2 separate regions of the Homo sapiens genome follow, and region 2 is linked to region 1. A link is a loop called in an ENCODE intact Hi-C map of the cell type or tissue named here. Cell type or tissue: PC-9. All regions are shown on one strand. Each heading gives the region's core, and the rest is flanking DNA. Links, peaks and the distances in the headings are about the cores only.

Region 1 (16,353 bases), core at 3,528-11,527:
AGGGTCTCTCTCTGTCACTCAGGCTGGAGTGCAGTGTTCCAATCACAGCTCACTGCAGCCTCAACCTCCTGGGCTCAAGTGACCCTCCAACCTCTGGAATAGCTGAAACTACAGGCACACACCAACACTCTAGGCTAATTTCTGTATTTTTTGTAGAGACAGTGTTTCACCATGTTTCCCAGACTGGTCTCGATCTCCTGACTTCAAGCAATTCACTCATCTCAGACTCCCAAAATGCTGGGATTACAGGTATGAGCCACTGTACCTGGCCTAGATACCTATTGTTAGCCTCATTTTACAGATGAGGAAACTAAGACATAGAGAAACTAATTGTCCAGGGTGGCATTGCTGGTAGTTTAGCTTTGGATTGGTATCTGAGCATTCTAACTATAGAGCTTACACTCTGATCCTCCAGTCACACCATTTTGATAAGAATGATTACATTTGGGGGACATTTAGGGGAAACGAAGGACTAGACAAACCACCTTGGGAGGCTGGTCTCATTTTTATCCCCTTTTTGCCAATAAAAACAAGTCTTAAGTCATGCCCAAGAAAGGAAAAGGGTCTGGATCCATGTCCTCAGACTCTCAGATACTGTTCTCTACTCCCAGCGTATGTGCTCATTAGATATCTATAAAATAAATATATGAATAAAATAAAGGAAGGAGAGAGTGGGTGAAGGAAGAAGAAAGGAGGAAGAGGAAAAAAGAAGGAGCAAAGGAAATAAAGGAAGGGAAATCAAATAGAATACTGCACTCAGCTATCTCTTAAACTCAATCAAAGCTGGCTGGTAATGCAAATATTGTAATTCACACAATGTACTGAGTGAACATTTTGAAAGAAGATTCTAGGAGTGAAAGCTTTAAATCAAATGAAGCCTCATTAATGTGAAACATCAGAACATCACAAGCTGATGGGGAAGTGCTTGAGGATAGCAAGGACTTCCCAGATCCCAGGTATAGAAGTCAGCAATAGATTTACTCCTGCAAGTCTGATACAATTTCTTGGAATAGCAAATTACATGAACTGTTGGTTACTTCAAAATCACCCGCAACCAAGAGGTACCTTCTTTTAAAGCATTTCTTGGTGTTTGCTTGTCCTTAAGCTACACCATTAACCTCCTCTATTATTCTGTGACCCAAATGGATCATCAAGATGAATGAAAACTCTAATTTTTTCACGGGGATTTTCCTTTTTTTGGTCCTGTAGACACCGTGTGTATCTGTGTGTGTGCATGTGTGGGTATTTTCTGTGTTTCTCTGTTGCTGCCTGCCTCAGGAAGAGACACTTTCTGCAAGGTAGGCAGCCCTGCTGGCGGTACTTTTCTTAGGTTAATCAAGCCATGCCTTGTGGATTTTTCTACCACAGACAGGAAGGCCTCAGTTTAGCATATTGACAGTAACCATATTTTCCAAACCCCAAATAGGGGCAGGGTGTCTGACCAAGGACGGAGTTCTGCTTATGAATGTAGTCATGTGAACTTCTCAGCAAGGCATAGAAATGACATCATCTGTCATTAGCCATTTTATGAATTGCCTTTATAGAAGGTAAAATGGCAGGACATTGGGTGCACCCAAGGGCACAGCAGCTAGCGGCCCTTGGACCCCTCTCTGGAGTCAGTGATCTTTGTGGATCTTTAAGGATAGCCAGTGATCTTTAAGAAAGTTCAGTCCCAGACAGGGGGCCTCTCTGCCCCACAGACAGAGCTGGCTTTGGTGACACGGCATTGCTCAGGATCCCTGTGGTTATGAGCTCACCCTTGGGCCGCCGGCTGGTCTGCTGCAAGCTGCCAGCCTCTTGGGCAGTGAGTCAGCCATGGGCTGTCACTCCATCCTGCTAAGCCTCTGAACCCTCAGAAACCTCCCCAAACCCAGCACTGCAGCCTGGAGCACCACAGGGAAGCCTGCCCTGCCCAGCCCAACGGCCATCCCAGCTTCCCCTTGCTCTGGTCCCTGGCAGGCAGGGAAGCAGCACTGGATGATCAGAATTCAGAGCATTGTTGAGAAGCCCCCTTGTCACACCCACAGCAATCCCACCCCCACCAGAGGAGGCTGCTGAGCTTGAAGGGGACTTGTCGGCACACACAGTGTTTCTTTGAAACACTCCAGAGATTTCACTGAATTAACCTCCTTTGTCCTTCACAGGATTCCAGTGAAATTAGTCAGCCTTAATGGGGAGCATCTCATCCTACTTCCCTTTCTGCCTGGGAGTACACCCACTAGCTTCTCCCTCCAAACCCTTTGTTTTTCAGCTCTCGATGGCTCTTAGGTCTATGAGTTAACTCTCACGGGACCACACTGAATGCTGAGGCAGAGGCCGGGGAATATGCATTGAGGAGTGTTTACACATTTTATCCCACTGAATCTTCACCATTGACCTCAGATAGGAATTTTTTTTTTTTTTGAGACCGAATTTTACTCTTGTTGCCCAAGCTGGAGTGCAATGACGCCATCTCCGCTCACTGCAACCTCCGCCTCCCGGGTTCAAGCGTTTCTCCTGTCTCAGCCTCCCAAGTAGTTGGGATTATAGGTGTGCACCACCACACCCAGCTAATTTTTGGTATTTTTAGTAGAAACGGGGTTTCACCATGTTAGCCAGGCTGGTCTCAAACTCCTGACCTCTGGTGATCTGCCCACCTTGGCCTCCCAAAGTGCTGGGATTACGGGCGTGAGCCACCCTGCCCGGACATCAGGTGGGAATTTTTATCCCCTTTTCTAGATGAAGAAACTGAGGATCAGACAAATTATGTAGCTTGTTCAAAGTCATAAAACTTGTAAGTGGATCAGAGATTCAAATTTGAGTCCGTATGACTTTTTCACCCCTGCTAATTCTATTAATCAACAAATTGGCAAAGGAGTTGTTTGGGGAAAATCTCTTTCTCACAATATTTTTGATTTTTGTTTTTGTAAAAAATTAAAAATTTCTTCCCAAAGCCCTTCACTTTAGGAAGCCTTCTAATTGACTCCATGACTCAGTTCTCAGTCATGGAGTGATGGAGTGATGTTTGACAATGTCATGACGCAGTGTTACAAACTGCAGGCAGGGTGCGGTCACCCGCTTGACCAAGCATCATACCAGTGGGGATAATGCAGAGATCCTACAGAAAGATGACCATCAGGCCCATTACATTTGCTTTCAATCTTTTAAGTTCAAAGAATAGTCACTTCCCAAGTTGATCCCATCTACCTGCCCCTCCACCCGCACTGCCTGACCTCCTTCTTGAGCTCTTCTACCCTGGCCTCCAGTTTCTCTCCCCTGTGCTCTTTTGCCCATACCCTTCTTGCTGGAATTTTCCAAACCAAAGTGTACCTATATAACATCATCTTCTGCTTAAAAACTTTCCGTGGCTCCCAAACCTATGGGAAAATGTCAAAACCCTTCAGTGGATCCTACAAGGTCCTTCTCACTTGGCCTCTTGCCCAGTACCATCTTCAGATGTTTCCCTCTGTGCACAAGGTACAACAGGCTGGCTGGCCCTAAGGACACCACACACCCCTCTGCTCTCTAAGCCACTGCAGAATGTGCACCAGTCTCCAACTGGGTAATACTTTTTCAGGCCTCAAAGCCTCAGTAGATAATCTTTCTTCTACCTGGAATGGCCTTCTCTCCAGGTCTGAATGCCAGCCTCCCTCAAGAGCCAGCTCAAATGTCAGCTCTTCTGAGAAGATATGCATTCTCCATGACCCATGGTGGGGGTGTGGACTGTGCTCCCATCACGCTGAATTAGTGTCTGTCTTCCCCAGGAGGCCAGCAGCCCTCAACGACAGTGGCAGGATTCACTGGTGTGTTGCACTCAGGCCTGAACTGTGTAGCAAGGAATTCACACTATTAATAGTAAAAGCACCAAAGTTTTCAAATGAGCTGCTTTTGTTATAAACTGGAGTGGATTCAAGGTTATTCTTATAATAACGTCATTTTCACTCACTTGCATGTTTTCCTGAGTGGGCGAGAAAGGGGTGGGGTTGCAGCTAGCTTGCTAATTGTTCCAAATGTTAAAGAGAAAAGATTAAGAAAGGATGAACAGCTCTCGAGATATATTAGTGGGCTGTGGATAATATGTAATGCATTAGAGGTGCTCTATTCTCTGCATAGAGAATGTCTTTATCTGTGTGTGTATGTGTGTGCACATGCTTGTGTTGGGGGCAGGAGTGTTTAAATGATCATGTGTTACAAAAACATCCCCAGGCGAGAGCAGCAATTATTCATACCATACTGAACATTAACGAAGATTAAGATGGAACCATGTGGAAAATACTTGATGTCCTGTTAAGAGTGGGGAAAAGGCAAATCTCAAACTATGTGTACGTTATAAGTACCGTACGTAAAAAGTCAATTCAAATCTGGAAGGAAGGCAAGCTAAGAAACAATGAAGCTCTGACTTGTAAGATAGTAGGATTGTGGTAAGGTTTTTTAAATTTCACGGTTTGAGCATTATCTCCATGTTATTATAGACTCAGCTTCTTGAGTCTACCGTCACCTGGGCTGTGTATGTGGTCAGCAGTCCTAACGCTGTTTTCAATCTGTCTAGCTTTGATGTTCCTAGAGCTTCCTAGAGTAAGAGACCACCCCATCTGCAGCCAGTAGACCTGTGCACACACCCTCCTTGAAGAGACAGTTGATACAAAATCTTCAATGCTGGCCGTCCCTGTTTTAATCTGCCAAAAACCCAAGCCTAAATCCTCTCAGCTATCCCTTCCCTAATGATGCATCCTTTTTAAAAATTTTTTTCTTATTTTCTTATTTATTTATTTATTTTTGAGACTTGCTCTGTCACCAGGCTGGAGTGCAGTGGCGCAATCTCGGCTCACTGCAACCTCCGCCTCCCAGGTTCAAGTGATTCTTCTGCCTCAGCCTCCCAAGTAGCTGGGATTACAGGCACATGACACCACCCCCAGCTAATTTTTGTATTCTTAGTAGAGACGGGGTTTCACCATGTTAGCCAGGATGGTCTTGATCTCTTGACCTTGTTATCTGCTCCCCTTGGCCTCCCAAAGTGCTGGGTTTACAGGTTTGAGCCACCGTGCCCTGCCTTTGCCCTAGCCCCTGACCTACAAAGCTCTTATGACTGAGCCCTCTGGAATTGCTTGTTCCATAACCACCAAACCACCCCTAGATCTTCAACTTTTTCTCTGCTCCTTCCTGATACAACAGGCTGGCTTGCCCTAAAGACACCATGCATCCCTCTGCCCTCTACAGCCATAGATTGGAAGGTGTTGTCACTGTCCGCCTGGTTCCCAAGTGCTGTATCCACAACATTGTTTCTGTAACCACTGAGGATCATGCTGTTTTGCTCTCTTGTCCTCCATGTTGCCATCATCTTCCTGCCCACCACCACCTTTATGCCACGGAAGACTGGAGCACCTCTCTTATGGTCTTCCTTTGCATCTGTTTCTTCCATTTCCTTCCCTGTGAAGCTCCTCCAAAAAGCTGTCTCTCCTTACTGTCTCTATTTTTCGTCCTCTCTCCCTCTCCCCTCAGCAATTTTGTGCAGGCTGCTGGTCCCACAGTCACCAAAACAGCTCCAGGTCACGTCACTGATGACCTCCATGTCATGAAATTTAAGGGACATTTTTCTGGCCTCATATTCCTCGCCTTCTCAGCAGAGACTGCCAGTGTTGATCATTTACTCCTACTGGAAACGTTCTTCCCTCGGCTTTAAAAATGAAATGTTCTCCTGGTGTCTTCCCTAGTTTTCCTGTATCCTTTGCAGGCTTACACGTCCCATTCTCATCATCAAATACTGGTGTCCCTCCCTTTTCTTACTCTGTAATCTATTCCTAGGTGATCACATCCTCACCCACAGCTTCAGATATCTGTAGAGGACCTAGATGATTGTATTTCCAGACTCAACCTCTTCTCTGAGTTCCAGGTGTGCAGATCCAGTTTTTGATTTGATATTTTCATTTGGAAATCCCAAAGGCAGCTCAAACTCAACAGACCCCGAACCAAACCCATAATCTTTTACCACATACCTCCTCCTCTTTCAGAGTTCTCTGTCTTAGAGGGTGGTACCACCGTGCATCCAGGTGCACAAGCCAGAAACCTAAGAGCCATTGCTGGTATCTCCTTTTTTGTACATCCTGTCTTCAATTTACCACCAAGGGCTGTTTCTTTTCCCTCCTAAAAGTTTCTCAAGTTCACTGTTTTTCTTGATTTCTCTTGATCTCCAACAAGTAGAAGCCTTCGTCCAAGTCAACATTATTATTTTCAAGGACTATTGCTATCACTTCTCAACTGGGCCATCCTGTATCTAATCTGAGTCCCTTCAGTCCAGTCTCGAGAGAGCACCTGTGGTCATCTTTTTGAAGTAGCTATCTAATTATGTCATCCTCTGCTTAAAACCCATGATGACTCTTCATTTCTTTTAGGACAATGACAAAACCTTTACTATTGCCTATAGGTTTCCTCTCGCCTTTCCGCCCATGTCATTCTCTCTTCTCTAGTCACTCCAGCCTTCTATCCCTTCTTCATACTCCCCTATTTTCCCCTTGCCACAGGGCCTTTGCAGAGCACTTCCTTCTACCTGGAATATTCTTCATACCCCTGGTTTAGTCAACTTCTACTTATGCCTCATATATCATTGCAAGCATTACTTTATTAGGGAAATCTTTCCTGATTTCCCTAAAAAAGTCAGGTCACATTTATCTTTTATGAAGTTTCATAACACCATGCATGTACTTCTTCATGGCACCAATAGCAATAGAGAATTATATTATAGTGTCATTATTTGAGTAGTGGTTCTTTCTCTCACTGACAGTAGAGTCCTGGGGAGGTAGGAATCATGTATGATTTTGAATTAACATTGAGTCTGTAGCACAATTAGTACTTGAGCACCCAATTAAAAATAACAGCCTCCATCATTCTTTTTTTAATAGTTTTCTTTTTTCTTTTTTATAATCTTTTATTCTTTTTTCATAGCAGTTATAATCACTTGCCATATATGTGTGTATGTATATGGCAATAATATATATGTATTTATTTCCTTTGTTACATTGAAAGCTTCATAAGGGCAGAGAATTTGTCACTGATTTATTTTTTCCCAGCACCAAAAACAGTACCTGGCACTTGATGGTCATTTCATAAGTAGTTTTTGCATATGTAGCATTTAATAAATATTTGTTCAAAGAATAAATATATTTTGTGTAATAATAATAACAGCCACCCTCACCAGCAATATGATGGTACTTAATTAGCCCACCTAGCTTTATGCAATTGTATGTCTATATTTTCCATAAATTTATTATGTAAAGTTATAATAATTACTACCAAATTTATCAAAATAACTACATTAATATACAAAATTCAACCTTTACTATAGTCAGTAGTCAAGGTAACTTGTTTATCTGCTCATATACCCTTAAAATAATTTATGAATCCATTGCCCCAGAAGAGGAAAATCAAATAATGATGAACATCCAATCCATGATTGCAGTTAGATCTGTTAAGGAATTATTATCTGTCTCCTCCAGGGTAAGTGTTCTTTTGATCAGCCCTGCTACATTTCCCTTCGAAGAGGTCTTATGAATATTCACTGCCACTGATATGAATGGAAATGCTCATTTTCCTCAAAAAGGAAGGCAGGTTGGCAAATAACAAAATTGGCCATAGTAAGGATGGACTGAAGAGGGTGGAGGATGGACTAAGAGGGTGAAGGATGGTGGTTGGAAAGGCAGATGTCTAGGACTTGAAATCCTCACAGGACTGCCTTTATGTCTTGTACTGCAATCAGGCAGGCAAAAGAGTGGCTTGGGATGATGCTCCCAGCTTCCCAGTTTCTCCAAATCCTTACCTCTGCGGCTTCCTTCTGCAGTGGCCTAAGAAATCTAGGTTACTTGTGCCACCTGCTGCCCAGATTGTGGATGACTTGCTGACATGCATACACACCTCTTGGGATTTTGTTTGTTTGTTTGCTTCAAGCAATTTTTACCCAGCTCACTCCTTATCCATGGCTTTCTGACTTTCTTGTTTTCTTTTTTTTGTTGTTGTTCTTTACAGAGATAATCAAGGTAAACTGACTTTCTCCTCCTCTTGTCCTTGGAGCACACCTTCTGAGCTATGAATATACGTGAAAGCATGGTCTGGGAGGGTGCTTTGGAAAAAACTGGGGCTCACAGCTTCCACATGCTGTTCTCATTTCTGACCATGTTTTAACCTCTTGTTTCCATTCAATGCACTAATGGCCTTGGGTAGGCCCTGCTGGAACAAAGATGAATGAGACGTGATTCTGCTCCCCAAGGAGCTCATAGACTACTGGGAAGGGGGAGTGTAGATACATAAACAAATAATTAAAATTCAATGTTATGATAGGGACAATACAGACACAGAGGGAGATGTAAAGTCCACTGATGGGAACCAGCAGAGCTTTGGAGAGGAGATGCTGCTTACCTACTCTCTGAGGGATGGGCTGGGGTTCAGAAGGTGGAAAGGAGGACTGGCGTTTTAGGGAGGTGGAATGGCATTTGCAAAAGTAGCGGGGAAACAGCCTATTTGGGGAGTAGTGAGAAGTAATTTGGTAACCACTGTTAACATTTTCTCATAGGTCCTTCCAGGCTTTCTGACATGCATTTTCCTGTGTATATTTGTGAATGGATGAGTGTGTGTGTGTGTGTGTGTGTGTGTGTGTCTGTGACTTGCCTTCATTTCACTAAACATTGTATGTTAGAAGTCTCTCCGTGTCAGTAAAGAAAAGCTCCTTCATTTTTTAAAACTTCTGTAGTGTTCTATTGTGTTGATCTATTATAGTCCCTCTTTAATAGACCGTTTAGGTAGTTTCCAGTTTTTCACCTCCTATGTGTATCTTCGTGAACCAATGTCTAGAGAGGAAGTTGCTGAGTTAAAGGGTACCTACATTTAAATATTGACTGCTATTACTTAATGACCTCCAAAAAGGCTTTACCAATGTATACTCTTCATGGAGTGGCTAAAGTATGTCATGGCCTAGTAAGTCTTTCACATTTTCCCCTTTCTGCCTTAATCCATGGCATAATTTTCCTCTCCCGAAAATAATGATCCTGACAGCAATCCTACATGTATGGAATGAGTTGCCCCCATTTTACAGATGACAAAAAACGGAGGATCAGAGGAGTTGGGTCTTATCCACAGTGCCCCAGGGAGTCAGAACCAGAACTAGAACTCGGGCCTTCAGAATCCTAAAGCTTTTTCTACTATGTTGCTAGGCAACACTTCTCCCTTTTGATTCTTGTGCCAATGCTACTTGTTGCCATGGTACTGCTGGGACAAGGAGCAATAAGTTGTAATTAAGCAGTGAGCTAGAATCTTTGCTCCTAGCAGAAAAGGTTTTGTTTTGCCCTTATGTGTGGGTGGACAGGAGATAAGGCCACCAGGGCTGCACTTGGTGCAGAGAGGGGCAGTTGGAAGAAGCCAGCTGATTATCATGTAGGTTTCATGTGAGGGCGGATGTTCATCTTCACTTTGCCCATTTGAAACCATGTTTGCCCAGAAATGCCTGGATGGGGGTGCTGTGTGGGGTCCCTGCCTAGACACTGGCTTGTCAAAAATCAGCATCCAACTTCAGTGTGTGCCTTCTCAGTCTAGAAGAAATAGGGGCCTCGTTGTTAACAGCACCATTCTGGAATCAGACAGGTCTGGGTTCAAATGCTGGTTTTGCCGCTTACAGAAATTTACCAACATTTTCTGATTCTCAATTTCCCTGTCTGAGTGGGGACAATCAGGGTGACCTCGTAAGGTGTTCTGTGTATTGAGTGAGAAAATGGGGCTAATCACTTAGCCAAATGCCTGACATTAACTACCATTTGTTAAGCGATCAGTGCATGTAGCCAATGCTAGCGTTTTATTTTTATCATTCACCCACCCGTTCTTCTTTGTATGCTTTGCAGTAATCAAAGGGTTTCCAAAACATCTTTAGTATTCCATCACTCAGTGCTGAGTTGAGGGATTACGAAAGCTCATCATGTTTTTCTCTTTAGACAAGAACACTCAAAAACAGATTTTCAAAAGATTTGATGTAGTGAAGTTCTGCACCTCAGAAATGTGTGTTATCTGCCCCAGGAATGAGTCATCGGTAGTAGGAGGAAAAGTGAAACTGTTTTTCAAAGGCGACACAATGGAAATTGCACAATTCAAATTACTGCAATTGCCTTTTCAGCTGAATCCAAGGAAATGTTTTGTTTTTTTTTTTTTCAATTCATTCAGTTGACTTTTTGAACACTTCTTATTTGTCAGGCCCCATGCAAGGGGTGAAAAGATGAATAGAACATGGCCCCTGCCCAGGGAGTTCACAGTTTAGTAGGGGAAGAGGAATTTGAAATAATTACAGCAATGCGATAGCTGCTGTGGTGAGGTCTGTGGATGGCGTTGCGGGGACACTAGAGCAGGAAGTCCTTAACTCGGGGAGAGAGGGAAGTCGGGAGAGAGAGGAATATCGGGAAACACTTCACAGAGCTGGTATCAGCTGGGCTAAGTCTAAAAAGATAAGGGCAATCAGCAGGCAGAAGGCACTTGGGCAGAGAAAATGGTGGGGAAGCGGGAGAGAGCACGGAGCCTTCAGATCTGGGTGGGGGACAAGGCTGGAGGAGCAAGCGCCTGCACCCACAGGCCTGGCCCTGTGCTGCATAACTCACTCCTTCTAAAAGCACCCCCTGCTCCCTCCCATTCTTGCAGTGCTCACTACTTTCCTCCTGCTCCTCAGGTTTGCTGTCTCTGCTCCTACCCGGCCCCTCCTCCCCTGCATTCTTACCCTGGGCTTCATCTTCTTTCTTCCTGTCACACCTGAAACTCCAAACCCTTACCTTTTACATCCCTTGCAAAGATGTTCCAATGATCCTCGATGCTACAGGGTAAATATTTCACTTGTTCTGGTCTTTTGTGCAACCCTCTCATCAGGCATAGAACTTAATTCTAGATTTGCACCCATTAGAATACGAATCTCACCCCAAGGCAGCCAGGAGGAGCTGTCTCCATTGCAAACGCACTGATTCCTTTATTCCTTCTCCTAGGTGTGTCCTGAGGACATGGCTCAGCTACTAGACTTTTTTTTTGGTTTTTGTTTGTTTAATTCTTTGTCCTTTAGAGATAGGGTCTCTCTCTGTCACTCAGGATGGGGTGATCACAACTTACTACAGCCTTAACCTCCTGGGCTCAAACCATCCTCCCACCTCAGCCTCCCGAGCGAGTACACTTTTGATGCGGGAGAGGCCTCGTCATTTGCAAGTGAGGCAGAGCAGTGCCACTTCCAGCTGACCACGTGGCCTAGGAGGTAAAGACCTAGGCCATCCAAGTATGTTGGGGTTCCAGCTGTGTCTGAGGTGGGGATGTGACTTTGTGTTTCCCCACCTCTGATTAGTGGGAGTGTGCCAAGGTGCCTTTCATTGTTTCTCCTGGGACAGAGAATCAGACAGCTACTACTCCACAGAGTTCTCGTTGCTGGCCCAGGCTCTTCTTTGGAATGAAACTGTCTGCAATGTAGATGCAATTCCAGGAATAATTATAAACCAATCCACAATGAACTGTCCCTGAAGACTGAGATGCCCAGGTGCTTGTGAGTGGCTGCTGGTCTGACCATTTGGATGCCTCTCTGAATAAATTTACCCTAGCAGGGCCAGGCTGCATGCATCATTTTACATATTGCTTACTATTGTGAAAACACATTTTTATATTCTGGCTTTTTACACTTAATAATACGTTAATAAATTTTTCCATCTTGTAGGCTTTCTAGTTGTCATATTTAATTACTTCATAATATTTAGGTGAGTGAATTGATCATAATTTACTAACCTTTCGGCCCACAACTGAATATTTAGGCAGGTTCTAATTATTTTGTTAGTGTGCTTAATACTTCGAGGAACATCTTTTTGTTTATGTTGATTAATCTCCTCAGGATAAATTCCCATGAGTAGAATTTCTAGTTCAGGAAGCCTAACCAACACTTCTGGAATGCGCTTCCATTCTCATCTCACCTAACCGCTCTGGTTTTATGCTTGATTAGTTACTAGAATGGGATAGAAGGAAAAAGGAAGTAAGCAGAGATTCTGGGGTTCTTCCAAAAGTCAGGCTCACTTAGATATGGGAGACTTGGGGCCACCAGATAGCTGTGTGGGGAGACATGGTACTAAGAGATCAGGGAGAAAGACACACATCAGAATGACACAGAGATAACCATAGTCTCTGAATTAGTCAGAAGAGGCTAACGATGGCAGCAAATAGCCCCAAGCTTTAACTACAAGGAATAAATTTATTTCTTGCATAGGGATAGATGGGGCAAGGGACCTTCATTCAGGCTATTTCATACCGAGACATCCCCCTGCTCTGGGTCAGAGGGATCTTCTCCATGCAGATGGGGAAAGAGCAAGTATCACACTGGGGAGATTTCACGGGTCAGGCCTGTTAGTGGTCTACATCCCTTCTGTGTAAAATCCATTGTCCAGAACCCAGACAGAAGTCCTCACTTGAATGCAGAGAAGGCTGGGAAGTATAATTTAGGTATATGTCCAAGGTGGAAGAGGAGAACACAGATACTGGTGCGTACAAGCGGTCTCTGCTGGAGTCTTTTTCAAAATTTAGCCAGTCAAGCCTGAAAACAGGAGAAGCTGGGCAGTAAACAGAAATGGAGCTTTGCTGCTCATACACACTTTGCATGCAAAGTAATGCAAATAGAATGTGCCTTTCCAAATTTTGGCAGTTTCAAGCAATAGCTGCAGTGTCGCACAGTTCTTGGGACTTCTCCCCACTTCCCCCACCATCTGCACAGGAAGTGAAACACAAAGGGTCACATTTTACTTTTGTGTGGATTTCAGGGCAGGCCAGACGCTGGTAATACTGCTTGCTAACCTTCACTGCTTCCCCCTCCCTCTCTACAGCTTGGTTCCTTCAGTTCTTAAGTTTGATCAGGTACTTCCAGCTTCAGATTTTTACTCTTAATTTTCCAGATTCCTGACCTCATATCTTCTTTCTTTTTTTTTTCCCGATGTTTATTCTGCACTAACTGTTGTGCTGAGAACTTTATAAAAGTAATGGGAGGAAAGAAAATATTGCTGCAGTTTCAGGTTGTTAGCCTAGTATGGTGACAGAAATTCACTAAGGGGGAAAAATTGGCTAGGTGCGGTGTCTCATGCCTGTAATCCCAGCACTTTGGGAGGCTGAAGTGAGCCGACTGCTTGAGCTCAGGAGTTCAAGACCAGCCTGGGCAAAATGGTGAAACCTTGTCTCTACAAAAAATACAAAAATTAGCTGGGCGTGGTGGCGTGCACTTGTAGTGCCAGATACTCAGGAGGCTGAGGTGGGAGGATCACTTGAGCCCGGGAGGAGGAGATTTCAGTGAGCCGAGATTATGCCCTGACACTCCAGCCTGGGTGACAGAGCCAGACTCTGTCCCCCCCACCCCAAAAAAAGTCCTTTTGTTGAAGACACACCTTAATGGATTTGTTTGCCTATAAAAAGTGAAGGTTTTCCTGAGCAGAGAGGGAGACAATGAATTGCTGTGTATGAGAGAGTGAAAAGAAAATAATAATTTTGGAATTGGAGTTGTCTTCTACTGGGTCCTTGAGAAGGTACTGGTGACACAGTAAAGAAGGTAATGTTTTGAACCTGGCTATGCATTAAAGTTACTGGGGGGACTTTGATTTTTGAGACTTAAAAAAAATAAATTTTGAAAACAAATCTGGAAATTGTACAAATCGTACATGCATAGTCTGATGGATTTTCACTCACTAAGCGTGCCTGTGTAATCATCCTTTGGGTAAGAAGGTAAATATCACTAGTACCCAGGTGTCCCCTCCCAGGTGCTGCCCTACTCCTTCAAGGCAACCATGACTCTGATTTCTAACACCATTGATAGTTCTGCCTGTTTTCGAATCACATGTAATGTATTGTTCTTTTTGTTGGATTTCTCTTTTTTCACGTTATTGTTGTGAGATTCAACCATGTTGATACAGGTAGCAGGAATTTGGTCACTTTCATTGCTGTATAGCATGAACACAGCAAGAATGTGTAGTATGGGTATTCCTCAGTTTATTTGTCCATCGTTGATGGACGTTTGTGTTGTTTCCAGTGTTTGGCTATTTTTCACACTGCTGTTATAAACGTTCTTTAAAATTAATTTTACTGTGATAAAATATATATAACATAACATTTTCTATTTTAATCATTTTGAGGATATAATCCAATGCCATTAGTTACACTCACTATCTACTATCTACTTCCAGACATTCTTTTTTTTGTAACAACTTCATTGAGATTTAATTCACCATTACATAATTCATTTGTTTAAAGTCTAAAATTCAATGACTTTTAGAATATTCACAGAGTTGTGCAACCATCACCACAATCAATTTTGGAACTTTTTTTAATCACCCCAAATAGTATAGATACCCTGTATTCATTAGCAGTCACTCTTCATTTCCACCCACCAGGCCCTCCCAGCCCTAGGCAACTACTAAACTACTTTCTGTTTTTATAAATTTGCCTATTCTGGACATTCCATGTAAATAGAATTATCCATTATTAGGTCTTTTCTGACTGGCTTCTTTCACTTAGCATAACATTTTCAAGGTTCATTCATGTTGTAGCATGTGTCAGTAAGTACTTCAATCCTTTTTATCACTGAAATGTAGTCCATTATACGGCCAGATATACTACATTTTATTTATCCATTCATCATTTGATGGACATCTGAGTAGTTTCCAAGCTTTGGCTGTTATGAATAATGCTGCTATAAAGATTTATGTGCAAATGTTTCTGTGAATATGTTTTCATTTCTCACTCTTGTTTTTTGTTAGACACAGGGTCTCACTCTATTGCCCAGGCTGGAGTAGAGTGGTGTGATCACAGCTCACTGAAGGCTCTAATACCTGGGCTCAAGCAATCCTCTTGCCTCAGCCTCCTAAGCAGCTGGGACTGCAGATGTACACCACCACACTTGGCTAATTTTTTTTTTTTTTTTTTTTTTTTTTTTGTAGAGACAGGGTCTCACTATGTTGCCTAGGCTGGTCTCAAACTCCTGGCCTCAAGTGATCCTCCTGCCTTGCACTCACAAAGTGCTGGGAGCACAAGCATGAGCCACTACACTTGGCCTGTTTTCATTTTTCTTGGAGATATACCCCTAGCAGTAAAATTGCTGGGTCATACGGTAACTCTGTATTCAACATTTTCAGTAATTGCCAGACTGTTTTCCAAAGTGGCTTCATCATTTTATGATATCATCAGTGGCGTATGAAGGTTCCAATTCCTTCACACCCTTGTTAACACTCATTATTGTGGTCTTTTTTTAAAAAAAATTTAATTGACGAATAATAATTGTATGGATTGCTTTTAGCCATCATCATAGGTGTAAAGTAATGTCTCATACTGGTTTTTATTTGCATTTCTTTGATGGTTAATGATGTTGAGCATGTTTTCATGTGCTTATTGGTCATTTGCATATCTTCTTTGGAGAAATGTCTGTTAAAATCCTTTGCCCATTTTTAAAATTGAGTGATGTGGTTTTTTAAAACTTATTTTAGATATTAATCACTTATCAGATATATGATTTGCAAATATTTTCTCCCATTTTGTGAGTTATAATTTCATTTTCTTGATATTATCATTTGAAGCACCAATTTATTTATTTACTTATAAATTTTACATAATTTTTCTTCTAATCGTTTTAAAAATAATTTCAACTTTTATTTTAGATTTGGGGGCACATGTGCAGGTTTGATACCTGGGTATATTGTATAATGCTGAGGTTTGGGGGTACAATTGATCCATCACCCAGGTACTGAGCATAGTACTCAATAGTTTTTCAACCTTTGCCCCTTCCCTCCCGCCTCCCCCAGTCATCCCCAGTGTCTATTGTTGCCATCTTTAAGGGCATGAGTATCCAATATTTAGTTCCCACTTATCAATGAGAACATGCAGTATTTGGTTTTCTGTTTCTGCATTAATTTGCTTAGAATAATGACCTCCAGCTGCATCCATATTGCTGCAAAAGATATGATTTTATTATTTTTTAATGGCTGCATAGTATTCCATGGTATATATGTACCACATTTTTTTTATCCAGTCCACCATTGATGGGAATGTAGGTTGATTCCATGTCTTTGCTATTGTTAATAGTGCTATGATGAACATACAAGTGCAGGTGTCTTTTTGGTAGAACGATTTATTTTCCTTTGGGTATATACCCAGTAGTGGGATTGCTGGGTGAAATGTTAGTTCTATTTGAAGTTCTTTGAGAAATCTCCAGACTTCTTTCCACAGTGGCTGAACTAATTTACATTCCCGCCAACAGTGTATAAGTGTTCTCTTTTCTCTGTAGCCTTGCCATCATCTGTTGTTTTTGACTTTTTAATAATAGTCATTCTGACGGGTTTGAGATAGTTTCTCATTGTAGTTTTG
Region 2 (16,353 bases), core at 5,436-13,435, 170 kb before region 1:
GTGTACCCTAAAACTTAAAGTATAATAATAATAAAAAAATAAAAAGAACTACCTGAAAGTGGGTCTTTTATGAAGAAGCAAAGAGGTTTATTTGGTGCACAATTCCGCAGGCTTAACAGGAAGCATGACTGGGAGGCCTCAGGAAACTTACAATCATGGCAGAAGGCAAAGAGGAAGCAAGGACCTTCTTCACATGGTGGCAGGAGAGAGTGAAGGAACTGCCACATACTTTTAAACCGTCAGATCTCATGAGCACTCACTATCACAAGAACAGCATGGTAGAAACTGCCGCCATGATTCAAACACCTCCCACCAGGCCCCTCTCCTGACACGTTGGGATTACAGTTTGTAATGAGATTTGGATGGGAACACAGAGCCAAACCATATCTGTGGGTGACAACCTCATCTCTCCATTATAAGATTAAGATGCTCCTTTGTGCGGTATTATTTTGACACTAAGAATGTTCAGCTCCCCGCTAATCATTACCTAAAAATTTTAAATTCTAGTTGATAATTTTTGCCTGAATTTGTAATTTCATTAAGGATTGCAAAATGATAATTTTCTCATTTATCATTCCTTTTACATTTATCAGCTGGTATTTTGTAAAACAGCTTTCCTCTACCTAGTGAGGTTATTTGGTTAGCTATCATTATCTCTGTTTTTAAGAGAAAGAAGCTAAAGCTTAAAAGGTTAAATACTTATTAAAGTTTTTTGGGGAATAAATAGCAGAGCCAGGTCTTGAATCCAAGTCTGTGTGATTTGAGTCTGTGAGTGGTTTTGAAATATTATTTTAAGTAGAAATTTTAAAAATTAAAAATTTAAAATTAAAAAAATTTCCACTTAAATAGCCAATATTAGTTGCCTGTGTACTACAATCTATGATATTGGGCTTGACTTTGGCAGGACGGTAACTAACCAGGCTCTTCTGTTCTTTTTTTCAATAACTGCTTCTATGTACTGAAGCACTCTTTTCTTTCTCCACTAATATGTACACCAATAGCCGTATTTTCTTTTCAAGTCTATTACTTTTACCTCTTGAAAAAATAAGTAGAATAGTCATAACCCCAGCAGAAGTGTTGAGACTTTCCTGGAATTACAGAAAAAAAATTGAGATTTCCGAGTTAGCCATTTTGTTACTATCCTCCCCCACCATTTCTATGCCCCTGCCATACCAATCCCAAGTCCCTTAAAAAGAGTTTATTAGAATATTAAATGTGTTGACTTTTATGGGAGCTAGATTGGGTTGGTGTATAAGAGACATGAGGAGGACCAGAGAGAACTTGGATATGTGAGAAAAGGTGAAATATAAGGCCGGAAGTATTCAAAAAATAATTTTAGCTCTGTGGTCCCATATTCATATTGAGAGATTGCTATAGTCAGGCCTACCTAAGGCCTCTTCTACTTACTTTTAAGCAGGCTTTTTGGGTTTATTGCTGTTGTTAAACACAAATGTGTTGTGGGAAAGCACAAATAATTCTTACCTAAATCATTCTCCACACCACAATTCCACCAAAAGGCACTTCTTTGGGGTTTTTCATTTTGTTTGTTTCACTTATCCCTTAATGGAACAACATCTCTCAACCTCCTAGGGTTGGGTTCTTAAGGCAGTTTAGGACTACTGCTACCCCATCGAGCAGACCATATTGGATGTGGCCTTAACTCCCATCATTAGTCCTTGTCCTGAACTCAGTAGAAAGCTCTCTTCTGTCAGAGTAATTGGCTGAGACTTAGAACAGAACCTGAAGTTTAAGACAACAAACTCTAAAATAATTGTGGAATTACAGTTCCCATAGAATATAGGAAATGCGAGGCAAAGTAATGAAGTCTTTAATTGGATGGGATTGTGAATTATTCTACCCTCTGCATCCTGGGCAGGAATGGCAAGACAGTAGTAGGACTGGCTCTTATCACTGAAAGTTCACCTATATACAGAACCTCTCATTTCCCAATTCCATGTTTCTGGAACTGCATACAAAATTTTGTTCTCTGCAAGATTTGAACAAACTAAGCTAAAAAAAAAAATCTGAGCTTCTCTTTTAATAAAGAGTATAATTTACTCTTTATTAAAGAGTAGAATTTACTCATGGCTGTCCTCCATTTGACCATAATCTGTCTTCTAATGTTACCTCCAGCTATTTCCCAGTACACTTTCTGCTCCAGTCATACATGTGTTAGGGTCTCCTAAACCATCTTCTGTGTTCCTGCCTCTCTAGCTTACCTGATGCCATTCTCTCCTTAGAATGATACTCTGTCTGCCTACCTTGCACTCCCCTTGTTTCTGCCCATCCCAATCTTGCTCATCCATGAAGATTAAGGAAGGCATTCAAGAAGCTTTTTCTATTTTAGTCCATTAGAATCTCATTCATCTTCTGAATTCTTTACGCTTCCACTATTGCTTTAACACTTTCTCTTATGTACGTATATTTGCTCTTTGGAATATTCTTTGACTTTATGAACAATTTAATGACTCTCAATAGACCATAAACACCTTAAGGTAGTGATCTGGCATTACAATTTTGTGATGCAGTAGCTGCTAAACCATTAACTGTTGACTGAATAGGTTGGTAAATCTGCAAGTCAGGGGCAGGCTTGCCCTGTCTGTCTGTCTGTCTGTCTTCTGTCTATCTATTTATCCATCTATCTGACAGGGTCTCGCTCTGTCACCAGGCTGGAATGCGGTGGCGCAACCTCAGCTCACTGCAGCCTCCGCCTCCTGGGTTCAAGTGATTCTCCTGTCTCAGCCTCCCGAGTAGCTGGGACTACAGGCGCACGCCACCACACCCAGCTAATTTTTGTATTTTTAGTAGAGATGGGGTTTCACCATGTTGGTCAGGATGGACTCGATCTCTTGACCTCATGATCCGCCTGCCTTGGCCTCCCAAAGGGCTGATTTTACTTTATTTTTAAAGGAAAAAATGTTGAGTAAGATGGATATTGGAAGAGGTTATTACTTATAACTGGCATATCCTGGTAGTTCATTCACTCTTTGTTCAAATATTTGTTTAGCACCTGCAGTGTATCAGGTACTATGCTAGGCACTGAGGATACACCAACAAATTGTTCATAAAGTCAAAGCCATATAGGAACTCATTATTTAGGTCAGAGAGTCAGACATACAAAAAGGTAATTACAGTTTAGTTACAGTTTAGTTCTGTTAAGTATTGTTAACATATGGGAGTGCTATGGAGCATAAGAAGTGAATGATTAACTGTGTGGAGAGTCTTAATGTTTTTGCCAGGGATAAAAGAAGGTGGAGCGCAGGGATCAGGAGGCTGAGAGGGAAGAGGCAGCAGAACAATTTGTGTAAAAGCATGTTTGGGGAAAGCTTAATATGGCAGGTGTATTTAAGAACTCTAGAGTTAGAGTGTAGCATGATAGTAGATGACAGTAAGTAGATATGGAACCAGGCTGTAAAAAAAGCCTTGTATAATATTCTGAGGAGTACAGACCTTCCAATTAAGCACGAGGAAACCATTGGTAGTTTTTAAGCAAGGATTGTAATATGATTACATTTGTCTGGAGTGGTTATTTTGTGTGGGGACAGAATACAAGGAGATGGGAATTTTAAAGTCTTTCTAATAGTCCAGGAGGAATCAAGGACAAGGGAATGGAGATGGAGACCTTTCTGATTTCTGGTGCTGCCTTCAGAGGTAATTGACCAAAAGTATGAAATGAAGACATTCTACAGGTTTTTAGATTTTCAGTTTTGTTCACCTGCTGCACCTATCTCACCCCCACCACATACACACATACTCCACACATGGCTATTTGTACTAGCTACCAATGATGCCTACATGCATTCCCTTATGCAGTAATCATTAATTGATCCCCTACTATGTGAGACCATTCTATTTTTTCTGATTCTAACTATGGTCTAACTTTGGCCTATGGGCCAAAATCAGCTCATTGCCTCTTTTTTATAAAGTTTTATTGAAACATACACATGTGGCTGGGCGCAGTGGCTCACACCTGTAATCCCAGCACTATGGGAAGCCGAGGATCACTGGAGGTCGGGAGTTTGAGATCATCCTGGCCAACATGGTGAAACCCCATCTCTACCAACAATACAAAAATTAGCCAGGTGTGGTGGCAGGCGCCTGTAGTCCCAGCTACTCGAGAGGCTGAGGCAGGAGAATCTCTTGAACCCGGAAGACAGAAGTTGCAGTGAGCCGAGACAGCACCACTGCATTCCAGCCTGGGTGACAGAGACTCTATCTCCAAAAAAAAAAAAGAAAAACATACACGTGCTCATTCATTTACGTATTCTCTGTGGCTGATTTCACTTTACAGTGGCAGAGTGAAAAGTAGCTCTAGTAGAAACCATGTGGCCTACAAGCCTGAAGTATTTACTCTGGACCTTTACAGAAAATGTTTGCCAATCCCAAACTAGTTAATTCTTACTAGAAGAAAGGAGGGAAGGGGTCTATAATAGTTTCTTAAGGACAGTTGATCTTTGGAGAAGTGGCCTTACTAGTAAATAACTAATTTTTTTTTTCAAATCTAGGGTTGTCCTTACTTTTAAGTGACTATGTTCCAAAAGAGGAAGGTAATATTAGGTACTATTAATCAGGGAACGCTGCTTCGGGAATGTGACTGTAAATTGAATGCTTGGTTGTTGGGAGTAGTAATGTTAAAATGATATGGGAGGTTAAAATATTGGCCTTGCTGATCTAGATGCAGAAGTATCTAGAACCACCTGGACAGCTGTACAGCTTTTTCATTTAACAAAAAGAAAAGAAAAAACTCAGAGCAATATAAAGACGAGATGTAGGTTTAAGGAAACTAGCAGGCTAATGTGGCTAAATTCCAGGCCTGTAGGCCGGGTAATCCTGTGACGAGAATATAAGGATACGTAGCTAGAGGCCGGCATGGTGGCTTGCGCCTGTAATCCCAGCAATTTGGGAGGCCGAGGCAGATCACTTGAGGTCAGGAGTTCGAGACCAGCCTGGGCAACGTGGTGAAACCCCCCCTCTACTAAAAACACAAAAATTAGCCGGGCATGGTGGCACATGCCTGTAATCCGCGCTACTCTGGAGACTGAGGTGGGAGAATTGCTTGAACCTGGGAAGCAGAGGTTGCAGTAAACCAAGGTCACACATGGCACTCCAGCCTGGGTGACAAAGTGAGACTCCATGTCAAAAAAAAAAAAGGATACATAGCTAGAGACCAAGATCTGCTCCAACATACTCCTACTTTAATAATGTTTTTTTGATGGTTGATATATTGAGTAATTGAAAGAATGATAGAAGATTTTATGAATTACATCAGTAGGGTTTTCATGTCTGGCTCATGAACTGATGAGTAGGTGGATGGAATATTGTTTTCACTTCTTTGTTTTAAATTTGTTTCTTTAGGATCTATAGCAGAAAAGCTTTCTAAGGCGAAATTGGGTGAGAGGTCTGTGTGTGTCTCCTCAGTTTTTAAAATCTTTCTTTCTTTCAGGTTATCCTACCTACAAAGAAAAAGTAAAGAAAAGGCCTGGAGGCCGCCCAGAAGTGATCTACAACTATGTCCAAAGACCCTTTATTCGAATGTCCTGGGAGAAGGAAGAAGGAAAGAGTCGGCATGTAGACTTTCAGTGTGTAAAGAGTAAATCTATCACCAATCTTGCAGCAGCTGCAGCAGACATTCCCCAGGACCAGCTGGTAGTCATGCATCCAACTCCACAAGTGGATGAGCTGGATATTCTCCCTATCCATCCCCCTTCTGGCAACAGTGACCTCGATCCTGATGCACAGAATCCAATGCTGTGATGCTGATCTTCCTTGAAACCATAGCATGCTACTCTTCACAGTGACGTTGTACTCTCCTCATTCTGCACTGCAAGGCCACTCTTCTTCATTGTGAGATGCACATAACAATGTTTAGGATATTGCAGTGTAGGCTTTTTTAAAGACCAAAGGTAGCTGAATGGTTTTTTTTTAAATGAGTACAACTCTAGCATTTTGAAGTTCCAGTTGTAAATGTATTTGTTTACCAGTAGGTTTGTGAAATTGGTTCTTTGTATGGGGGATGGTCCTTTTTCACACAGCTAGGTCTTTTCAGAAGTGGTGGAAATTGGCAGCTGGGGTACTTTCAGTTTGGACTGATATTCATCACACCTCAGATAAAATGCAGAGTAATATATAGTTGCACTTTATAAATGGTGGTTAAATGGAAATGTTCAAGCCATTTTATAGTTGTGATGCACAATATAATTTAAGTGCTTCTGTCAAAGTATTCCTCCAGTACAATTTGTATAGTTTGCTGCCCTTGATGAGCAAAAAGTATTTATCTTGGGCTTATCTGAATGATCAGGATGAGATTTAATGCCCATATCTTACCAGTTCAGTTATCTCCAGAGCCATTTCACCCTTTAGAGTGAGTCACATGCAGGGAGTGTGAATGTCAGAGGTGGTTTATTATCCAGTCTGCCTTACCCTTAATCTGTTCACAGATATTTATTTACTAATGCTTTTTTTTTCTTAAGAGTTATGGGATAGGAAAATGAAGTGTTTGCTCTTCATTTACTAAATGATTGTAAACTTGAGTTTTTCATCAAAATAAAATTCCATTGTTTTAATGTTTCTGACCAAATTTATAACCACATTGACCAGATTTTTAGTCTCATAATTTCCCATCTCGGTGGTGTAAGTATTATTAGAAATAGTAGCTCAAGGAACTTTTACTATATGTGTGATGAGGCATTTAAATTCCCTAATTATAAAATGTACTATAAATCAAAACAATATTTATTAGAGCTGAAAAGAGTATTTTCTAGTCCAACTTGATATGAAGGGCAAAATGACTTTACTAGGTCATATAGTCACCCTAAGTTTCAGAGCCAGTTTCTCATACTAGTTCAGTGCTTTTTCCATTATACCATGCTACTTTGCTTAGCAAATTATTTATGCAAATGCTATTCTAAATATTCTGTGGTCCAATTCAAGAAGGGATCAAATATTTAGGTGCTTTAGGACTGGGGTCACTTACTATATAACTGAAGTAGTATTAGAGAGGTGCAGCATTAGAGAAGCCAATTTGTTAAATATAATCTTGAATTTATAATTTCAGAGGATTCGATGTTTGTGGATAAGCAGTAACATCTTTGTTCTCACATAAATTAAAATTGCAACAATTTATAAATGAACTATTTTAACAACACAGCTAAGCTAGTAGCATGGGGAAATTATGCAAGCCCAGAATCGTTATGAAGGCCAGAAAAGCACCACAAATGCTACTGGCGTAGATCATCCTTGAACACCCACTGTAGAAACTTATAATCCAGCCCTGCAACACGTAGGATTTTTTTTCTAATTATTTGAAATGTGAACAGTATTTATAGAACAAGGGAAACATTTATTAAAAATATTTAACTGTCTAGTACATTATACTTTAACCCATATTTATAGTAAAGGATTCTTACAAGGAAGAATAAACGGCTTTATGATACAATTAGTATAAGAAATATCCACATGGGGGACTTCTTTGTAGTGTAAAAACACCATACATCTGAAATGACCATTTGCATATAAAAGCTACCAATGATGCTTCTGTGCACAATGATTAAAAAATTCAACACAAACAGAATCCAAAATATACAATTAATGCAAGCTATCCACAGCTAGCCCAATAATCAATGATGAGGAAACACTGGAGCAGGCTTAGTTCCACTTTGTCTGAAGTTACATATAGTAAGATTGACTTGTATCAATGGCTCTGAGATGGCTTTTATGAAGTCAGTACATAAAAGCTATTCTCTCCTTATCCAGTAAGCTTCACAGACTGTAAAACTCCACCAGTAATGCACTTTGATACTATAGCTGTTGCCAAAGCAACATGTAGTGTTTACAGCGGCCATGGCAAGTCACTAAAGTCAACAGGGCCACCCAGTCCAGCATCTGCTTCCAAGAGGCTCATGATGACAGCCATTGCTGCCTCATCATTACTGGGACTACTTGATCCTTGGTCGTTGTCAATCATGTCTATACCTATGTGGGGGTTCTCACCTGTGGGAGGAGATAAAGACTGGTCAGTGATTTCTTTTTTAAAGCATCTTCAGATTAAGTAAGCAATTCCTAAGCACATTTTTAATAAGAAAGTTACATTTAATGGTAGGGTGAGATGCTGCTTTTTGGGCTGCATGGCTATCTTTTTTTATATCGCTGTTTTTTAGAGGAAAGAACCAATTTTTTAAAAATACGTAAGAAATAAGTGGGGTTACGTTGTGAAGAGACAGCTCTAAGGAATCAAATGATCATTTTAGAAATAAGTACAAAGCGCTTAAAATTTAGTAAATGTTAAAAATATTTGAGTCAAGCTTATTTTAATAATCTGATGTAACCAGTTAAGAGGAGTTACAAAAAGAAAGGCAAATAGGAAGGGAGAGTTTAGGAAAAAAACAGATCTAGAAAGCCCAGGGGAGAAAAAGATGGATGTGATGGGAAAAGCAAACTCTTTTCACTTAATGACTTTTAATACCTTCTGATATGCTTACTAATCACCCTTCTAGGCATTATCTCTGAACCTTCATTAGCCTTCTCTCTCTGAAGAGATTATGCCCCACATGGGAGAAAGCCTATGTCTAGGTAGCTGTAGCCTCCTCTTGAGTTCCAGGCACAAACTTGGACCTCCACCAAAACTCAAATACTGGTCAACTTTTTAGAGATTTAAACAAATTTTAAACTTTTATTCTGTTCCTATCAAATTTATCTAGGATTAGCTTGTTTCACACAGTTCAGTTCTTAAAATTGACTTTATGTAAGATGTTTTGCAAGCTCATTGCAATGGAAACGAATAATGATGCCACTTACCAAGAATAGAAGAACTATCAGAATATGGATAACCTGGGTTCTCCTGAGCCTGGCCTGATAGTAGGCCACTGGAAGGAATGTCTGGAGTCCCTCCATTTAAAATCTACAAACAAAAGGAGGGAAGTGTGAAGTTTGAATCAGTATTATGAGCAATGCCAAAAGGAAAATGAAGCATGGGGTGGGGTGGGGAGAAGCTTCAAATGGCTTCAGTTTTCTATTGGATGATTTCAAACAAGGAACTGTTAGACAGACATGGTCAGAGTAAGAAAAAACCTCTCCCCCGAACTATTCTTTTCTCTCCATTTTAGTGAGCCCACAGAGGCAACTTAAAGGCTGAATAAAATCCCAAGAGCATTCAACTGCCTGGAATCATGATGCCCACATATTTCTTTAGGACCAATGCCTAAACTTCAATGAGCCCAGCTAGACGTTTCCCCTATAAGGGAATAAAACATCTTATAGTGACAGATATTTCTGAAGAAGAAAAAGTGGAGTTAACAAGCTGTGAAGAGACACAGCTCAAGGAGTCAAATGAAGAAAACAGAAGTAAATCTCTTATACTACAGGTGCCAACTTCAGTAACCTGTGGTTTAAGTTAAGACAGGCTACTGGGGAGGATTATTACTACTACTCAGTAAGAGAACTCTGTCTCAAAATCTCCCCCACTCACCCCAGCTGCCTTCCCCTGGCTGAGTCTCAAAGAAGAGCATTCTTTGAGACCTATCTGGATATACGTGAGGAAACAGTTTGGTAGCTGCTGCTTTCAGGAGCAGCAATGATTTCAGGCTTTGCCAGCAGGTGGCATTATAACTTACTTTATTTCCACAGCAACGTTTTGGTCTAGGGACCCTTTTACACTCTTAAAAAAATCATTGAGGACTCCAAAGAACTTTTGCTTATGTAGGCTGTATTTATCAATATTTACTGTATTTGAAATTAAAACTAATAGATTTCTTAAATGTAATAAACCCGCTACATGTTAACATAAATAATGAATAGTATTTTAATGAAAAATAACTATTTTCTAAAACAGTAACAAAAAATTACCAGGCAGAGTATTATCTTACATTTTTGCAAATCTAATGTCTGGCTTAATAATTTTCAACTGGATTCTCATATATGTTTTTCCATTCAGTCTATTTAGATACGTCTTGTGATTCAAGTATATGAAGGAAATCCAACCTCCCACAGATAAGTAGTTGGAAAAGGGAGGCATATTTTAATAGACTTTTCAAATAATTGTATTCTTTTTTGATACCACTTCAAAACTTGACACGTAGAAGTTTCTTAAAGGTGAGTTGCAATGTGGAATCTGAAACCATATCAATGAATGTTTTGTACTCTTTATATCTTGGCACTTAGGATGGATCTTTTACCCTTACATGATTTTGAAATACCTTGCATTGTTTAGTTACAAAATATTGGTTCACTGAGTTATGCAGATCTTCTATATATTGACACATTTCATTATAGAGCATCAAAATATCACTATTATTAATACTCCCTATCTCATCAACAACATTTTTTAAGTTTTAGGAAGATCTCAAGGTCAAAGTAGCAGAGACAAGTTTTCTAAAAATTCCAATTTTTGCTTGAAAGCTCAGATTTTATCATTGGCAACAAATGTCAGTCATTTTCCTTAAAGTGACAGGTTCACTTCATTCATTTCCAAAAAAAAAGTATTCTAAATACCCAAAACCGAATGACCATATACAATAAAAATGGTGTCCAATGAAAATAGTAGCTAGTTCAACTCACAACTTAATCACACAAGTAGTTTTTGAGACAAACATCATACTTTGGTATGCAGCACAAGTTCTGTGTACTTCTCATTTTGTCACAGAGCATTAAAAAGATGTGTGCTTGAGAATTTTATAAAAGTAATGATGGACATTTTCCCTCCCTCCCTCACTCCCTTCCTTCCTTTCCTCCTTCCCTCCTTGATAGGGTCTCACTCTGGTTGCCCAGGCTGGAGTACAGTGGCACAATCTCAGCTCACTGCAGCCTCAACCTCCTGGGCTCAGGTGATTCTCCCACCTCAGTCCCCGGAGTAGCTGGGATTACAGGTACACCACCACACCTGGATAATTTTTTTTGTATTTTTTAGTAGAGATGGGATTTCTCTATGTTGCCCAGACTTGCCTGGAACTGCTGGACTCAAGCAGTTTGCCTGCCTCAGCTTCCCAGAGTGCTGAGATTACAGGGGTGAGCCACTGCACCTAGCCATGATGGACAATCTTAAATGAAACTGGCTTTAAACTATTTTTTTACTGTGAGTGTGTGGTGGTGAAGAATACAATGACTACTAGTATAGTTTGGTGCCACTTGTCTGATTTTTGTAAAATGCCAGCAATTTTACCCAACCGTGCTTTTAGTATGAATAGTGCACATTATCAATACAGGGAAAAAATTAACGTTTTAATGTTATTAAGAAAATAGCTTTAACCTTGCAGACCCTTAAAAGGATCTTGTGCCCCCTCTCTTTCTGGAAAAAGACTGCAGATGACATTTGTAGAACTGCTGCTTTATCTGAATTTTCCTTAGTGCTTCTGGATGTCTGTACTCTCTTGCGACCTATGGAGGCTCACTTAGGCTTCCTTTTTAGCTTGATCCTGACAAACAACTGCAGGCTAAATGGTTCATTTTTGGACCTTCCAAATTTGAAAGTGACTGGAAAGGGCTGGGTATGGTGCACCATTTAATACTGCTGTCAGTTTTAACTGTCTTGTTTAAGCTGCTTTTCTTATAAGTCCTGCTGCCCAGGACTCATCTCGTGAGAACACATCCAAATTTCTTCTCACAGATCCATTTTATAATCCATTCTTCTCAAAGAAAAGGGAGAATTTTCATAAGTGCCTCAAAAATAGCTGGGGCTTTATGATGCAGAGCACAGCTTTTGATTTCTGGTAGTTGTTGATGTGAAAAGAATTGGAAGCCATGAGCCCAGGATTGTAGCCTGGGGGCCATACTTATAAAACGAACGCTGAGGAGCCTGGATCTTGTCACTATAATGTTGTGAAGGTGAGATGAGACAATGTATATGAAAGTTCTTTGAGTAATATTTAAGCCTATACTGGACTGATAACCTTTCAAAACCAAGAAGTAGAATCCTTGGTAATACCAGGAGTCAAGTCAAGTGCCTAAAAGTTAACTTAAGAAGCAGAGACTGGAAGACCACCCTAAGAAGATGGTGGATCCAATATGCAGGAAGGACCTGGAGGTATAACAGAAGAACAGCTAAGAAGACAGCTGGCAAGCAGTGTGTGTGTTGTGGGCAGGGGGGCGGGGGTCACGGGACACCAAGCTCAGACTTCATCTGTCAGTGGTATTTTGGGCCAAGCACTTTCACATATATTATCTCACAGTAGGACCTCGTGCAAAGATGCTGGCTACCCTAACCATTATTAGCTCCATTATAAAGAAAACTAGGGCTTGAAAGTTGTACAAGTTCACATAACTAGCACATGGCAAGGCCAAGCTTCGAACCCAGGTCTTACTTTGTAGTCTTACCCATTAATTTGTTAACTTTCAACCTTTTTTGGGGGGAGCAAAACGCTTTTTCAAATAGAAATGTTTGCAGAAGATTCCTGTATAAAAAAGAAGTATTGCTGCCCTTGTAGAAGCAGGATTTCTACTCTTACCCTCTCTCCTTAGCAACTATCCCCACGCCCATCCCACCTGGTAACACCACAGCTCTTGGTAACCTGAACAAACCTCCGAGGAGCTCAGTTTTGAAAATCCTTGCCCTGCTTTTGATGGTTTGTGCCCTAGGAGTCCTGCCTATGGAAATTCCTGATATTCTCTCTCTCTGTTTTAGGAGATGGGGAAAGGAAGCCATTGTGTCCAAAATGATGGCCTTTAAACTGTCCTAAGCTCTACTGGCATCAGGCAATATAAACAGATTTATAATTTACGATTAAGATGGGCCTAGGCTTATAAGTTCTCCAGCAAAGATGAAAACAAATGACTGGTTCCTAAACCTATTTATAGTGTAGTCTTATAGCAAGCTCTTCATGAGGGCTGGTGATTGATCCACTGCTTGGATCCAATGCTGTCACACCAATGGAACCCCCAGGCAGCAGATCCCCAAGTATTCTGCAGCTATAAAGCATGGCTTGATTTCCAAAGCACTGCTGGTGGCATTGCTGTTTCCATTGCCTGCCCTAGACACTAATATTTTCTCCCTTGAAAATTCCTGGCAGAAAATGAGAAACTTTTCTATGTGAGGTACTCAATAATCTTTCCCTCATGGGAACTCTTGAATTGCTCCCTCAATTAAATGAACTGACAGTTCCCCATTCCTTATTCTTTCTCCCTTCTTCCACTCACATGGAAGAAAGCCTCTGAGGATGTCAGCAAGCCTCCCTAGCCCTACCAGTATGCTTTGTATCCAGCCTCACACAGATGCATTTACTTCAAGGAGGAAGTAGTCCAAATTGTTTCAGCAATCGCAGTTGCAATTCCATACTCCCACCCCCAACATTTCAGATCTTGGGCAAGAGGTTCTCTAGCTTAGGCTAAGAATCATCAGTCTTACCTTCTTGCCTCCTGGAGAAGAGGCATCAGGGGGAGGCGTACTCGTGATGTTCAATGGGCTGGAGCCACAGCTAGAAGGCGATGACCCTCTTATCCTGTCAGAAAAGAGAATTACACTGCCTTTTCTTTTTTCAGTGGAGTGTATGTGCTTTGTTAAGGGGTAAAGGTGAGAAAGGGGATGAAGATCTAGATTAGGGTTTGGCAAGCTTTTTCTGTAAGGGGCCAGATAGTAGGCTCTCTAGGCCATATGGTGTCTTGTCACAAATGCTCAACTCTGCCTCTGCAGCTTGAAAGCAGCCACAGATACGAATCGGTGTGGCTGTGTTCCAATAAAACTTTATTTACAAAAACAGATGACAAGCTGGATTTGTTCTACAGGCACCTGATCTAGAATGCAGTCCCTAGAGTCAAGCATCTCACTGACAAAGCCCTTGGATTGGAGTTTGCATTCAGTTGGTGAATTTCAAGTAAGTGGCCAGTTTTATTTCCTCACAGAATCCAGGTGAATTGGAGGAGAACTTCTAAGATCAACCTCCATCTTTGATCCACAGAAAACAATTTGTCCCCTTCTCCACAAACACTGTTTAGCTAGTGAATACTCTTAGGACATGGACGGCACCAGGGTCTAAAAGGTAGCCTAGTAGTAGTGACAGGAAAAGCAGCCTTCGAAGGCAGTGGTTGATGAAAAATGGGTCCAGGCCTTTCTTATCTAGCATATCTCTCAGAAGATTTATAGAAGGGAAGACTTAGAACTGTAAATCCACCTAAATACTTGTCAGGCTGAAGGACCTCAGGAAAGAATCCATCACTTGGCATTGCAGCTACAGTTTAGGGAGAGTGTGATGGCAGTTGTGTAACCACAGGACTCTCAGCTCCTACATGGATGAATGTAGCTTTTGGGTGACCCAGAGACCACTCCTCCACCACCCAGAAGTCTTTTGGTTCTTGTACTGCCTAGTTCTCTAGATTTATGAGTGAACAAGTTTTCTTTCTGGATTAGAAGCTTCTTAACGGCAGTTTACAACTACATATCATGTATTCTCAGCATGCACAAACGGCTGCTAATTGCTTACGGAAAAATTGCTGAGTGTCCCCCACCTTTCTCTACTTATGTCTATGAAACCACTATTTTCCCAGGTTTCTCATCTTGGAATTGCTGTTTCATCATTCCTGATTTCATCTTCAAACGCTAGACCTTAGATGATTGATTTCTCTTTTGGCAGTGTCATCTCTGTAGGATAAGGCCTCATTCCTGAGTTGTCAAACATGCCCACCTTCATCTCTCCCTATTCCAATGCAACTTCCACAAAGCGTAACACAAGACTTTGGATGCTTGTTCAGCATCCTACAACAAATGGGGTCTTACAGGTTTCTTCCAAACTGCACAGTATCATTTCTTGTGTTTCTTAATCGCCTATCATAGCTCTGTGTCTCCTTCCTACACAAAGCCTGCCCAGTTAGGTAGCTTGTTTCTTGACCCTGAATTTGCCACTCACATGCCCACTCAAGAATAGCCCTGGCTTTTCTAGAGGGAACATCCACTCTTATTGCAAACCCTGGCTAAGGCCAAGTTCAAATCTTTCCTCTTTTGCTTGCTTTGGCCCATGCACCCTCCCTTTTTCCTGTTATCATAAAGAAAATAGACTTATAAAAGATTTTAAAATTCTTGAGGTCAAGGACTGTTTGATACTGTTCTTGGATGGTCTCAAGCAAAATACAGGGTATGCAAATGCAAAGTATAGGGTTTGAACCTGATTACACTGCACACTACCCTCATGTCTCCTTCCTGATGCAGAAGTCACACCCACTAATCCTGTGGGGTTGGAAAAGAGCTGTGTTACCTATAGGGGGATAACAGCCCCTTTATGGCCAATTGGAAAACAGGCCAGCCTCTAATTCTCCTGAGAGAATCCAGCGGCAGCAGTGTTTTCTTCCTTTTCTTATGTTACATTAAGTTTCGTTCTGAAGAATCTGGTTACCACCTTCTCTATTCCCCAAATTTGGACAGACTTATGATAACTGCTTCCCTCTCGACTGCTCTTAAAGACAGATTTAATTAATTTTTAAGCACTCACTATATGTCAGGCTGTGTTCCTGGAACTTTCCTGAGTGCCCTCACAATCCTAACACAATTCTTGGGAAATAGTGCTTTCTTTTTATGGTTTAAATCAACAGAGAGCAAGAGGTTAAGTAAGTCTCAGCATAGCCAGGTAGAGAGACAGGCCCAGGACTCAGACCCAGGTGGACTGCTTCTAAGCTCCTTCTCTTTCATATGGAAAGGAAGTCTCTCCCAAGACAGCTAGTAATAACTAGCTGATCTGCTTGGTTTCTAGTACTAATCCTGGGCAGCTCTTTGATTGAAAAAAAGTGAATGTTTTGTTAAGGTCCAGATCACTCTGATAGTTCACAGCTCTACTCCTGCATTCCTGTAAAGTAAAGGTACATCTATCCGCACTGAGAAGCTCCTTGAGCCATAAGAAAGTTAAGTCTTCTCAAGAATTCTCTTTAGCGCTGGGCTATTTTGGTTTAGCTTCTTTATTTAAGGCAGGATTTCTTAATCTAGGCACTACTAACATTTTGGATTGGATAATTCTTTGTTGGGTGGGGAGGAGGGAACTGTCCTGTTTACTGTAGGATGTTTAACAAGCAGCATCCCTGGTCTCTATCCACAGGATGTTTAAGTAGCAACCTCCCACCCAGTTGTGAAGACCAAAAATGTCTCCTGACATTGCAAAATATTGCCTGGGGGAAAAAATTTCCCTGGGTTGAGAACCACTGGTTTAACAGAGGAACTAGAAGGTGTTACTTGCCTGTGGATTTCCATGATTTCCTCAGCAATCATTCGGCCTATTTTTCCTGCCCCAGCCCGGGTTCCCCCTGGAATCCCTGGAACAGTGGGGTGGGTCCTCTTTGGGCCACCTACAACAAAGGAATCTGAGAGTAGGAAAGGGGAAAACTGAGGAAGAAATACTATTATGTATTAAAGTAAAACCAGTTTATCCCATGATCCATTTGCAGTTCAAC

What was found. A loop is a pair of places that touch in the nucleus more often than their neighbours do. Peaks named below come from ENCODE experiments on the same cell type or tissue, not always from the same donor. Only the 100,000 strongest peaks of a DNase experiment are listed, where the experiment ranks them.
Region 2: a loop joins it to region 1, with 10 times the contacts of the local background. A loop is called at or near these places in 16 of 110 quality-filtered maps.

The regions. Positions count from the first base shown.
Region 1 is chr11:13,202,023-13,218,375 of GRCh38, reverse strand. No RefSeq gene overlaps it. Among named protein-coding and RNA genes, the nearest start is that of BMAL1, 68 kb to the left of the region's middle. RefSeq lists an enhancer at 10,571-11,128. In PC-9, for the core only: a CTCF peak has its summit at 7,848 (motif pointing left); DNase peaks (open chromatin) are centred at 5,095 and 10,095; H3K4me3 peaks cover 1,314 bases; H3K27ac peaks cover 3,329 bases.
Region 2 is chr11:13,378,232-13,394,584 of GRCh38, reverse strand. It overlaps BMAL1 (basic helix-loop-helix ARNT like 1), which reads right to left. Exons shown (of 20, transcript NM_001297719.2): 17 at 16,140-16,248; 18 at 13,331-13,424; 19 at 8,794-8,896; 20 at 7,319-7,989. The coding sequence ends at 7,829. It overlaps BTBD10 (BTB domain containing 10), which reads left to right. Exons shown (of 9, transcript NM_032320.7): 9 at 5,444-6,577. The coding sequence ends at 5,754. Among named protein-coding and RNA genes, the nearest start is that of BTBD10, 77 kb to the left of the region's middle. In PC-9, for the core only: a CTCF peak has its summit at 9,588 (motif pointing right); no DNase peak of the experiment used is centred there.